2 separate regions of the Homo sapiens genome follow, and region 1 is linked to region 2. Evidence: read pairs that join two places in POLR2A ChIA-PET (ENCODE). Cell type or tissue: Caco-2. All regions are shown on one strand. Links, peaks and the distances in the headings refer to the core of each region. The heading gives the core; the rest is flanking DNA.

Region 1 (5,381 bases), core at 289-5,288, 150 kb after region 2:
GTGCCCAGCCCCGACTCAGTGTATTCTTAAGGAAATATATTACTGTGGGTTTTGTTTTATTTCTTCTTTGTACAGTAAGTTGATACTTAACATCAGTCAACAAGTATGCATAATATTTGAGGCCACACGTGCTGTTGTGAATGTGACTGAATTGTACTTACCTGTTAATTTTATGTGGCATATGATAGGGGAGTCATTCTTGTGCATTTTCCCGTTTTTAATAGAATAATTTCAAATAAGGACAGCCTTCGTTAGTAGTAATGTAGCATTTGTGCTCATCTGAGTCCTTCAGACATTCCTTTTGTGGCTTCTTTCTGCTATGTGGTTTTTTTAAGGGAATAAGAATACAACTAGCATTGGGACCCAATTCATGGAAAACTAACCAGACCTCTTAGTAGCATTATTAATCCCATAGGTGAGGTTGACTATTGCATGTCAGTGAATTGACATGGAATTTTTTCTTCTTATTTATCATGCATAAAGCTTTTTTGAACTTTGTGTTTATGATGAATAAAATGTTGCTTTTTATGAAAATGTGTCTAGGGCACAGTGGCGTAATCTCAGTACTTGGGGAGGCTGAGGTGGGCAGATCATTTGAGATCAGGAGTTTGAGACCAGACTGACCGACTTGGTGAAACCCCCTCTCTACTAAAAACACAGAAATTAGCCGAGCATGGTGGTAGGTGCCTGTAATCCCAGTTTACTTACTTGGGAGGCTGAGGCAGGGAGAATGGCTTGAACCCGGGAGAATTGCTTGCAGTGAGCCGGGATCACACCACTGTACTCCAGCCTGGGAGACAGAGCAAGACTCTGTCTCAAAAAAAAAGAAAAGGAAATTGGGCACTGAAATGATTTGAAAGATAATCTGGCCAGGTGCAGTGGCTCACGCCTGTAATCCCAGCACTTTGGGTGGCTGAGGCAGGTGGATCACTTGAGGTCAGGAGCTCGAGACCAGCCTGGCCAACATGGTGAAACCCCGTCTGTACTAAAAATACAAAAATAAACTGGAGGTGGTGGCAGGTGCTTGGAATCCCAGCTACTTGGGAGGCTGAGGCAGGAGAATCGCTTGAACCAGGGAGGCGGAGGTTGCAGTGAGCCAAGATTGCGCCACTGCAGTCCAGCCTGGGTGACAGAGGGAGACTCCGTCTCACCAAAAAAAAAAAAAAAAAAAAAAAGAAAGAAAAATCTGTTGGACTTCTTTGTACCTCTTAGTTTGATAAACATTAGATTTCCTTCTTACCTTAAGGAAGTACAATTTTTAGACCATTTTATTTCTTGTTGAAACATAGCTGCATTGTACTTGACTTGTATTTGTTTCTTTTTTTTTCTTAAAAAAATTTTTAATCTTTTTTTTGGTGGGGGAGCGGGGACATGGTCTCACTCTCACCCATGCTGTAGTGTGGTGGCACAATCATGGCTCATTGCAGCCTCGACCTCCTGGGCTCAGGCAGTCCTCCCACCTTAGCCTCCTGAGAAGCTGGGACCACAGGCACATGCCCCCATGACCAGCTAATTTTTATTTATTTTTTTGGTAGAGACAGGGTCTTGCTATGTTACCCAGGCCAGTCTTGAACTCCTGGGCTCAAGCGATCCTCCCACCTTGGCTTCCCAAAATGCTGGGATAACAGGCATGAGCCACTATACTTGGCCTGTATCCATTTCTTAATAAACTTAAAAATATATGTTTTGGGCAACCAAGACAAAAGTATTCTGAATTTTTCTTTATAGGTAGAGACTTTTTTTTCTGTCTTGGAAATGCTTTTATCAGATTAATTTGTTGTGTTGCTCATCTCTGGTGTATTTAAAGAAATTTAATTTTTTTCTGTTTCTTGGCATGAAGTGCAACCTAAAATTAGGCCAAGAAAGTATGCCAGGAGTACTTTTTCTGAGGCTGTAAAGGCAAAATAAAACATTCTATTAAGAAAAGTAATCATTGAGGCCACTTAATGAGCAAGATGGAAAAGATTTGTTCTGTAGAAAAGAAGACAGAAATTTACTTGTGTTTTAAATTGATTAGAAGATAAAATACTAAATGCATACGATGTTCCAGATTTAATCACAATTTCTGTTTCGCTAAGTTGGAAATGGTCACATCACTAGTACTGGATCAAATCTACATAACTGTTTTTGTTTGTTTGTTCGCTCTTGTTGCTCAGGGTGGAGTGCAATGGCGTGAGCTTGGCTCACTGCAACCTCTGCCTCCCGGGTTCAAGCGATTCTCCTGCCTCAGCCTTCCTGAGTAGCTGTGATTACAGGCATGTGCCACCACGCCCAGTTAATTTTGTATTTTTAGTAGAGACCAGGTTTCCCCATGTTGTTCAGGCTGGTCTCGAACTCCTCACCTCAGATGATGCACCCACCTCGGCCTCCCAAAGTGCTGGGATTATAGGTGTGAGCCTGGCCTGTTAGTTTGTTTTTTTGAGACGGAGTCTTGCTCTGTTGCCCAGGCTAGAGTGCAGGTGCACGTTCTCAGCTCACTGCAACCTCCGCCTCCCGGATTCAAGCGATTCTCCTGCCTCAGCCTCCTGAGTAGCTGGGATTACAGGCACCCACCACCACTCCTGGCTAATTTTTGTATTTTTAGTAGAGATGGGGTTTCACCATGTTGGCCAGGCTGGTCTCAAACTCCTGACCTCAGGTGATCCACCCTTCTCAGCCTCCCAAAGTGCTGGGATTACAGGCGTGAGCCACCATGCCTGGCATACATAACAGTTTTGAAGGAATAAGAATGACATATGTGGGCCGGGAGGCTGAGGCAGGAGAATTGCTTGAGCCTGGGAGATGGAGGTTGCAGTGAGCCGAGATCATGCCACTGCACTCCAGCCTGGCCAACAGAGCGAGACCCTGTCTCAAAAAAAAAAAAAAATGACATATGTGAAAGTAAATGGACCACAGTGTAACCTTTCTTATAAAGAGCTCATGTGATTTTATCCACAAGAAAGATTTCAGAGAGATTAATAAAAGATACAGATTCCATACCTGGCTAAATGGAAGAATTAATGATAAAGGCAGGTTTACTGAATACTTATATTTAAGTATTAATATTTTTGGGGAGCAGGGGTTCTATAACTTGGAGGTTGTCTAATCTCTTGGACAGTTCTTAAGGGTGACATGTTTACCTGAGGTTTTTTTTTTTTTTTTTTTTTTGAGACTGAATCTAACTCTATTGCCCAGGCTGGAGTACAGTGGTACCATCTCAGCTCACTGCAGTCTCCACCTCCTGGGTTCAAGCAGTTCTGCCTCAGCTGGGATTACAGGTGCGCACTACCACACCCAGCTAATTTTTGTATATATATATTTTTTGGTAGAGATGGGGTTTCACCATGTTGGCCAGGCTGGTCTCGAACTTCTGGCCTCAGGTGATCCGCCCACCTCGGCCTCCCAAAGTGTTGGGATTACAGATGTGAGCCACTGTGTTTGGCCATTCCTTATTTGTGTTTTCCACAATTTTAGAACACTGCCCTGTATGTGATAATCAGTAAAGGTTTATTGACTCAAACTGTTTACTGCTTTATGACAAATACTTGTTTCTTCTTCTTCTTTTTTTTTTTTTCTTTGAGGTAGGGTCTCAGTCTGCTGCCCAGGGTGGAGTGCAGTGGTGCAGTTGTAGCTTGCTGCAACCTCAAACTCCTGGGCTCAATTGATCCTTCTGCCTCAGCCTCAAAAGTAGCTGGGAGTACAGGTGTGCAATAGTGTGCCCAGCTGATTAATTATTATTTTTATTTTTGAGATGGAGTCTCACTCTGTCACCAGGCTGGAGTGTAATGGCGCGATCTCGGCTCACTGCAACCTCTGCCTCCTGGGTTCAAACAATTCTCCTGCCTCAGCCTCCCAAGTAGCTGGGACTACAGATGCATGCCACCATGCCTGGCTAGTTTTTTGGTATTTTTGGTAAAGATGGGGTTTCACTGTGTTTGCCAGGATGGTCTCAATCTCCTGACCTCGTGATCCACCCGCCTTGGCCTCCCAAAGTGCAGGGATTATAGGCGTTAGCCACCGCGCCTGGCAAAAAAAAAATTTTTTTAAGGGATAGCGTCTTGCTATGCTGTCCAGGCTGGTCCCAAATGCTTCAGGTGATTCTCCTGCCTTGGCCTCCCAAAATGCTGAGATTATAGGTGTGAGCCACTGTGCCCAGCCAACAAACACTTATTTACATGGTTCCTTGTGTTGAGTACTGTTCCCTGTGGGTGCCAGGGGCAGAATTGGATACTTGTGTCTGCCTTTGAGGGGCTTTCAATATAGTAAGGGAGGTAAGGAGGTAAACAAAGACTGTAATAGAGGCTGACCAGGGTGTTGGCAAACAGAAGAAGCAGTATGTAACTTTAGAGTCAGAGATGATTTCATAAAGGAGCAGTTACGAGGGGCAGAGTTCAGGTAGACAAAATGAGAAGGAAAGAACATGCAAACAGAATAAACACCATGTGCAATAGTATAATGTAATTTGCAAGAACATGGCTGGTTCGGGGAACTTGAAGTGGTTTGGTATGGCTGGAGGTGGTACTGGAAAGAAAGATGCCAAATCATAGAAGAGTAGGCTGTTAAACTTAGATTGTTATTTTTTAGGTGGTGCATGAACACTATGAAATGTTTTTATATTTTAGGGAAAAATCATACTGTGATTCGTGATACTGTTTAAAATGTAGCTAACTAAAAATAAAAGTAGATTCAAAGAAAATTATTACAGGGATACACTGTTGTATGTGGTAGGAATATGACAAAATAATGAAAATGGTATTTGGTGTTTGGGAAACACTGCCATAAATGGAGGAATACGCTTGAGGAGTTTTTAAGAAGGAGAATGACAGTAGGCTTTTGAAATGTTTATTCTGGCAGCATTGTGGACCATGGATTGGAATGCAGGAAAAATGTCATAGAAGCAGTAGGCCCGGTGATATGAGAGTCTGAGATAAGGCAATGATAAGTGATTGTTGTGTTGGAAAGGAAATGAAGAAGGTATAGTGGCACCTGTTAACAGATTTGGTCTAGGTTATGATGAAGAGAGTTTAGCATAATTTTTTAGTTTCTGGCAAGGATTACTTAGTACTATAACTAGATTAAGGAATACGGGAAGTTTGGTTTGGGCCATATTGAGTTTGAGATGCTGCCAAGCTAAGACATTGAGATAGAGGTGTCCAGAATTACTCTTGGATACTTATGTTACTTAGATAACAACTACTTGTTGATTGCCAAATGTGCTCTAAACACTGTTCTAATAGTATTAAACGCAGGAGAAAGATCTAGACCAGTCGTTCTCAACTGGGGGCAATTTTGCCCCCCAAAGAATTTTTGGCAGTGTCTGGAGACATTTTTGGTTGTCACAGCTGGGTCAGGGGAGGGGTGGGAAGTTACTATGGGTATCTAGTAGGCGTAGATGTCGGAGA
Region 2 (5,381 bases), core at 112-5,111:
AGCAACTTTAAAGTTCATGTTTTGATCACCAATTATATTAAGTTATCATTAACACATGACAAAGAAGCTGGATGCAGTGGCTCACGCCTGTAATCCCAGCACTTTGGAAGGCCGAGGTGGGTGGATCACCTGAAGTCAGGAGCTCAAGAACAGCCCGGCCAACAAGGTGAAACCTCATCTCTACTAAAAATACAAAAATTGGCCGGGCGTGGTGGTGCTCGCCTATAATCCCAGCAACTTGGGAGGCTGAGGCAGGAGAATCACTTGAACCCGGGAGGTGGAGGTTGCGGTGACCCGAGATCGCACCACTGCACTCCAGCCTGGGCGACAGAGTGAGACTCCATCTCAAAAACAAACAAACAAACAAAAAACAGGCCAAAGGACAGGGACTGTAATTCCTTTAATAGCCTATCATGTGACCATGGACAAATCACTTAATTTCCATTTTCATCTACATACCTGGGATAAAGAATTATCAGAACCCTAGCAGAGAGATGAGGGCATCTGTGCCAGGGAAGAGTTAACTTAACAGTGGGGATGAGAAATTGAATACATACAGGAGAACTGATGGAATAAATATGCCCATGAAGAATAGTGAAAGTAGATTTCTCACTGTTGGAGAAATGAGTTACAAATTTGGAAAGGAAGAAAGACGAAACAAACTCTGTTGTGTTTGGACTAGAATTGAATGTGTCAGTGTAAGTTCATGGTCTTATTTATGGAGAAAGGTAGATAAATGAAATATACAGGTAAATGTGTGTGTAACACACACACTCCCTAGCTCTATTCACTGAGTAGTCCTGGGAGCAGCAACACTCCTACAGCAAATAAACACTGTATCCAGATCTCAATTTCCAAAAAAGCATTTTTCATTAAAAGAAATAAGGGTACTTCGAGAAAGAGCTAACTAGGACAAAGTACAGTATCCGCCTATAACATCTTTTGCCAGAAAGTAAAGATATGCTCAAAGAATAGTAGCAGTGCATCAAAAGAACTCAGGAGCCAGCCTGAAGGGGCTCTCATTGGCCCAATTAGGGACAACTGGGCTTCAAAATAAGTAATAGTGACAAACCCTAACCAAGACAGAAAACTGGGCCAGGCACTGTGGGTGGCTCACGCCTGTAATCCCAACACTTGGGAGGCTGGGGTGGGAGGACTGTTTGAGCCCAAGAGTTCAAGATAAGCACCTGGGCAACACAGTGAGTCCCCATCTCTACAAAAACAAACAAACGAAAAAATTAGCCAGGCATGTGGTGCATGCCTATACTCCCAACTACTTGGGAGGCCAAAGCGGGAGGATTGCCTGAGCCTGGGAGGTTAAGGCTGCAATGAGCAGTGTTGGCACCACTGCACTCCAGCATGGGTGATAAAACAAGACCCTATCTAAAACAAACAAACAAACCACAACAACAACAAAAAATATATATACACACACACACACACACACACACACACAAATTTTTTTAAAAGACAGAAAACCATGAGACCACAGATATAATAAGTAGGTAAGTTAAAAATTTGATGGAGAACAGATAGTTACATATTTTTAAAGTACCCTCTCCCCCTAAATACTTATTAATTATAAAGGTAAAAGAGTAACTTTACAGTGGCAAAGCCTGGAAGACAACATTTCCTCAAATTATCCAAATGAACACTGTAGAAATGGGACAAATTAAAACTGTGCTACCTGACAAAGTGCAATGAAAAAAAGTGTCATTTCAGTGATATTCCTGCCAAAGATGAATAACCTCAGTCTAATCACAAGAAAACATCAAACAACCTAACCTGAGGAACATTCGAGAAAACAAATGGCCTGTAAATTTCAAGAGCGTCCAGGTCATATGAGTCAAGAAAAAACTGAGGAACTGTTCTAGACTGAAGGAGACTAAAAAGGCATGACAACTAAAAGCAGTCTGTGATTCTGAATAGAACCTTTTTACTATAAAAAATGTTACAGGGACAACTGGGACACATGAATGGGGTGTGATAAGTAACTGGTAGTAATGTATCAATGTTCATCTGCTGAAGCTGATGGCTGTACCATGAGGTGTAGGAGAATCTGCTTGTTTGTAGGAAACTTACACTGAAGTGTTTAGGGGTACTGGAGCATCAGGTTGGCAACTTGCTCACAAATGGGGAGGGAGTGTTCTTTTATTGTACTTCCAACTTGTTTGTAACTTTAAAATTGTTTAAAATAAAAAATACTCATGGGGCCAGGTGCGGTGGCTCATGCCTGTAATCCCAGCAACTCTGGGAGGCCAAGGCAGGCGGATCACAAGGTCAGGAGATCAAAACCATCCTGGCCAACATGGTGAAACCCCGTCTCTAATAAAATGCAAAAAATTAGCCGGGTGTGGTGGCGCATGCCTGTAGTCCCACCTACTCAGGAGGCTGAGGCAGAGGAATCGCTTGAACCTGGGAGGCGGAGGTAGCAGTAAGCCAAGATTGCACCACTGTACTCTAGCCTGGGCAACAGAGTGTGACTCCATCTCAAAAAACAAAAAACAACTCATCTAACATCTCAGAAAGATATTGTAAGGTTTAAATAAAATCAGATACAAAATTGCTTAGAGAAACTAAAAGTGTCATAAAAATGCAAGATAGTATCACTACAAAACCAAAGTTGTACAGGTTTCCTGCGGTTATGGTTGTGGGCCCATAGATTGACAAATCATCTTTAATCATGACTACTCTCTATCTGTAATCCTAGATTTATATATTCCATGTTAATTTCAGATATCAAGAGAACTAGGCAGGCAGAACATAATTCTTTTTCACGGCCTATGTCCCATACCTCTCCTCTTGAGGAGTCCTTACTCGGGGATGAAGATGATGAATGAGGTGCAGCCACCAAAGAAGTAGCACCAATGGCTGCAGCTGGAGGGAGTTCTCGCTCTTCATTTCCTGGACGCCGGTTCCAGCTGGGGTCACTCATGGGTCTCCGGACAGAAGATACTATATCAGAGCTCCTGCTTCGAACTAGTCTCTCAGGGTAAGAATGCCTTTGCTTGAATGCCTCCATTTCAGCTGGAGTTAAAACATGGGAACCAAAGTTTGGCAACCTGGCCTCATTTCCTCCCACAGCTCCTTCCAGGATTGGGGGATCTGGTGGTGGATGCGATGGCCTAGCATAGTGAACCTTTGGCCTTACCACAGCAGAAGCCCCTGCAACACAGGAAAAAAAGTTTTGTAACTGAGACACAACATATCTAACAAAGGCATTAACAAGGGGATTTGGTTTCCTCCTCCTGTCTGTGACATAAGTGAAAAAGTTCATTTCACTGGTTTACCTTCATGTGAAGACAGTGGATCAAACATGGCCAGCAGAGACTCTGACTGAGAAGGAGGAGAGGTCAGCTGGTGGGCACCTAAAACAGGAGGGAAACTGTGAGACCAAGCCAGGACGCAGGACAGACGGTCTCAACACAGTTTAAAGGGTTTTAAGTATTCTTTGACGGTTCCTTTTTTGATCCATTAGAACTTGAGAGGCATACCAGAAAAAAAAAATCAAATTATGATTACTTCCAATTCATTTTCTGTTTTTATGAGTATCTTCATACACAGATTTTCTTTACATTTAAGTGGTCTGGCATCTACATGCCTGTTACTTCTAATGGCCAAATGCTAGTATGGTTCATGCAAAGAGAACAAAGCCGGAAGACCTAAACCATCAATGTTTTGAGAATGTCACAGCTTCCCTGAGCCTCGCCTTCCCCTCACCTGAAAATATAGGGGGCAGGCCAGGTGTAGGGGCTCATGCCTTTAATCCCAGTGCTTTGGGAGGCCAAGGAGGGAGGACCGCTTGAGCCCAGGAGTTCAAGACCAGTCTGGGCAAGATGGTGAGACCTGGTCTCTACAAAAATTTACAAGAACTAAAAATTAAAAAATAAATAAATTATAAACATAGGGGCAATACTCTGTACAGACAGCGTACAAATAAAAGGCTGTAAATCTTGAAGTTCTAACACTGCTCTCAGCAAATAACTTTAAAATAGATAAGTATGCAGAGGATGGAAATTTCAAACATAAAAAAATTATTAATCTAAATGTTTTTAGTCTGAAGCTATTTTTTGTTTTTTGTTTTTTTTTTTTTTTGGTCTCAAGCTATATCTTTTGATAATGAATGAGAGTACTATTATGCCTTTTGATTTTTACTTTTGTTCTATAGTTAGATCATTATAAAAGATGGACTAAAACAGCAGTTCTCAAATTTTGGTCTCAGGCTTTTTTTTTTTTTTTTGGAGACAAAGTCTTGCTCTGTCACCCTGGCTGGAGTGCAGTGGTGCAAACATAGCTCACTGCAGCCTCAATCTCTTGGGCTCGAGTGATCCTCCTGCCTTAGCCTCCCAAATAGCTGTGAGCACACCACACCCAGCTAATTTTTATGTTATTTTTTGTAGAGACAGGGTCTCACCATGTTGCCCAGGCTGGTCTTGAACTCCTAGGCTCAAGCACTCCTCCTGCCTCTGCCTCTCAAAGTGCTGGGATTACAGGCATGAGCTACCATGCCTGGCCAAGATATCTTTACAACTTAAAAAATTACTGACCCTAATAGCTTTTGTTTATGGTGGTTATATCTATTGATATTCTATATTAGAAAACTGAAGTTTAAATATTTATTAATTCATTTAAATATACCCATTAAATGGTAATACAAGAGTCTCTCTGAACCTACTCTGGTTTGGGAGGCTGTCCATTTTTTGCTTTTTTGAGACAGAGTCTCACTCTGTCACCAGGGTGGAGTGCAGTGGTGTGATCTCAGCTCACTGCAACCTCCACCTCCTGGGTTCAAGCGATTCTCCTGCCTCAGCCTCCCGAGTAGCTGGCATTACAGGCACACGCCACCACACCCAGCTAATTTTTTGTATTTTTAGTAGAGATGGGGTTTCACCATGTTGGCCAGGATGGTCTCGATCTCCTGACCTCGTAATCCGCCTGCCTCGGCCTCCCAAAGTGCTGGGATTATGGGCGTGAGCCACCGCGCCCAGCCCCATTTTTAAAAAAAAAAAGAAAAAATTTTAATGGTAACACAAAAAAGCATTAAAAATAAATAAATAAATAACTATTATTTTCCAAAATAAAAAATGAAGAGAATGACACATTTTTTGCAAGTATTTTTAATGTACAGCTTACTAGAAGACAGCTGGATTCTCATGTCTGCTTCTGCTTCAATGTGTTGAAAATGTTGTTTTGGCTGAAGTATATAAAGAAAATCTGGCCTCACACGGACATGTAGTTGGAAAAGGAACAATATGTTAGTAGCCTTTTCAGAAAATTGTGGATATTATTCTTTGATACTCTACCACATCTTGAGAAGTATAGTTTTTTAAAGGATAGCTACAAGGTAGAATTTGAAACCAAATCAATGAACTTTTTGTCCT

What was found. ChIA-PET counts read pairs that join two places held together with the same protein. Peaks named below come from ENCODE experiments on the same cell type or tissue, not always from the same donor. Only the 100,000 strongest peaks of a DNase experiment are listed, where the experiment ranks them.
Region 1: POLR2A ChIA-PET joins it to region 2 with 6 read pairs; 6 of 35 experiments call an interaction of 5 or more read pairs at or near these places.

The regions. Positions count from the first base shown.
Region 1 is chr9:125,182,733-125,188,113 of GRCh38, reverse strand. The region is part of intron 1 of PPP6C (protein phosphatase 6 catalytic subunit); the gene reads left to right. Among named protein-coding and RNA genes, the nearest start is that of PPP6C, 4.4 kb to the left of the region's middle. In Caco-2, for the core only: no CTCF peak of the experiment used is centred there; no DNase peak of the experiment used is centred there.
Region 2 is chr9:125,335,005-125,340,385 of GRCh38, reverse strand. It overlaps GAPVD1 (GTPase activating protein and VPS9 domains 1), which reads right to left. Exons shown (of 28, transcript NM_001282680.3): 16 at 3,291-3,368; 17 at 2,795-3,165. Among named protein-coding and RNA genes, the nearest start is that of GAPVD1, 76 kb to the right of the region's middle. In Caco-2, for the core only: no CTCF peak of the experiment used is centred there; a DNase peak (open chromatin) is centred at 2,915.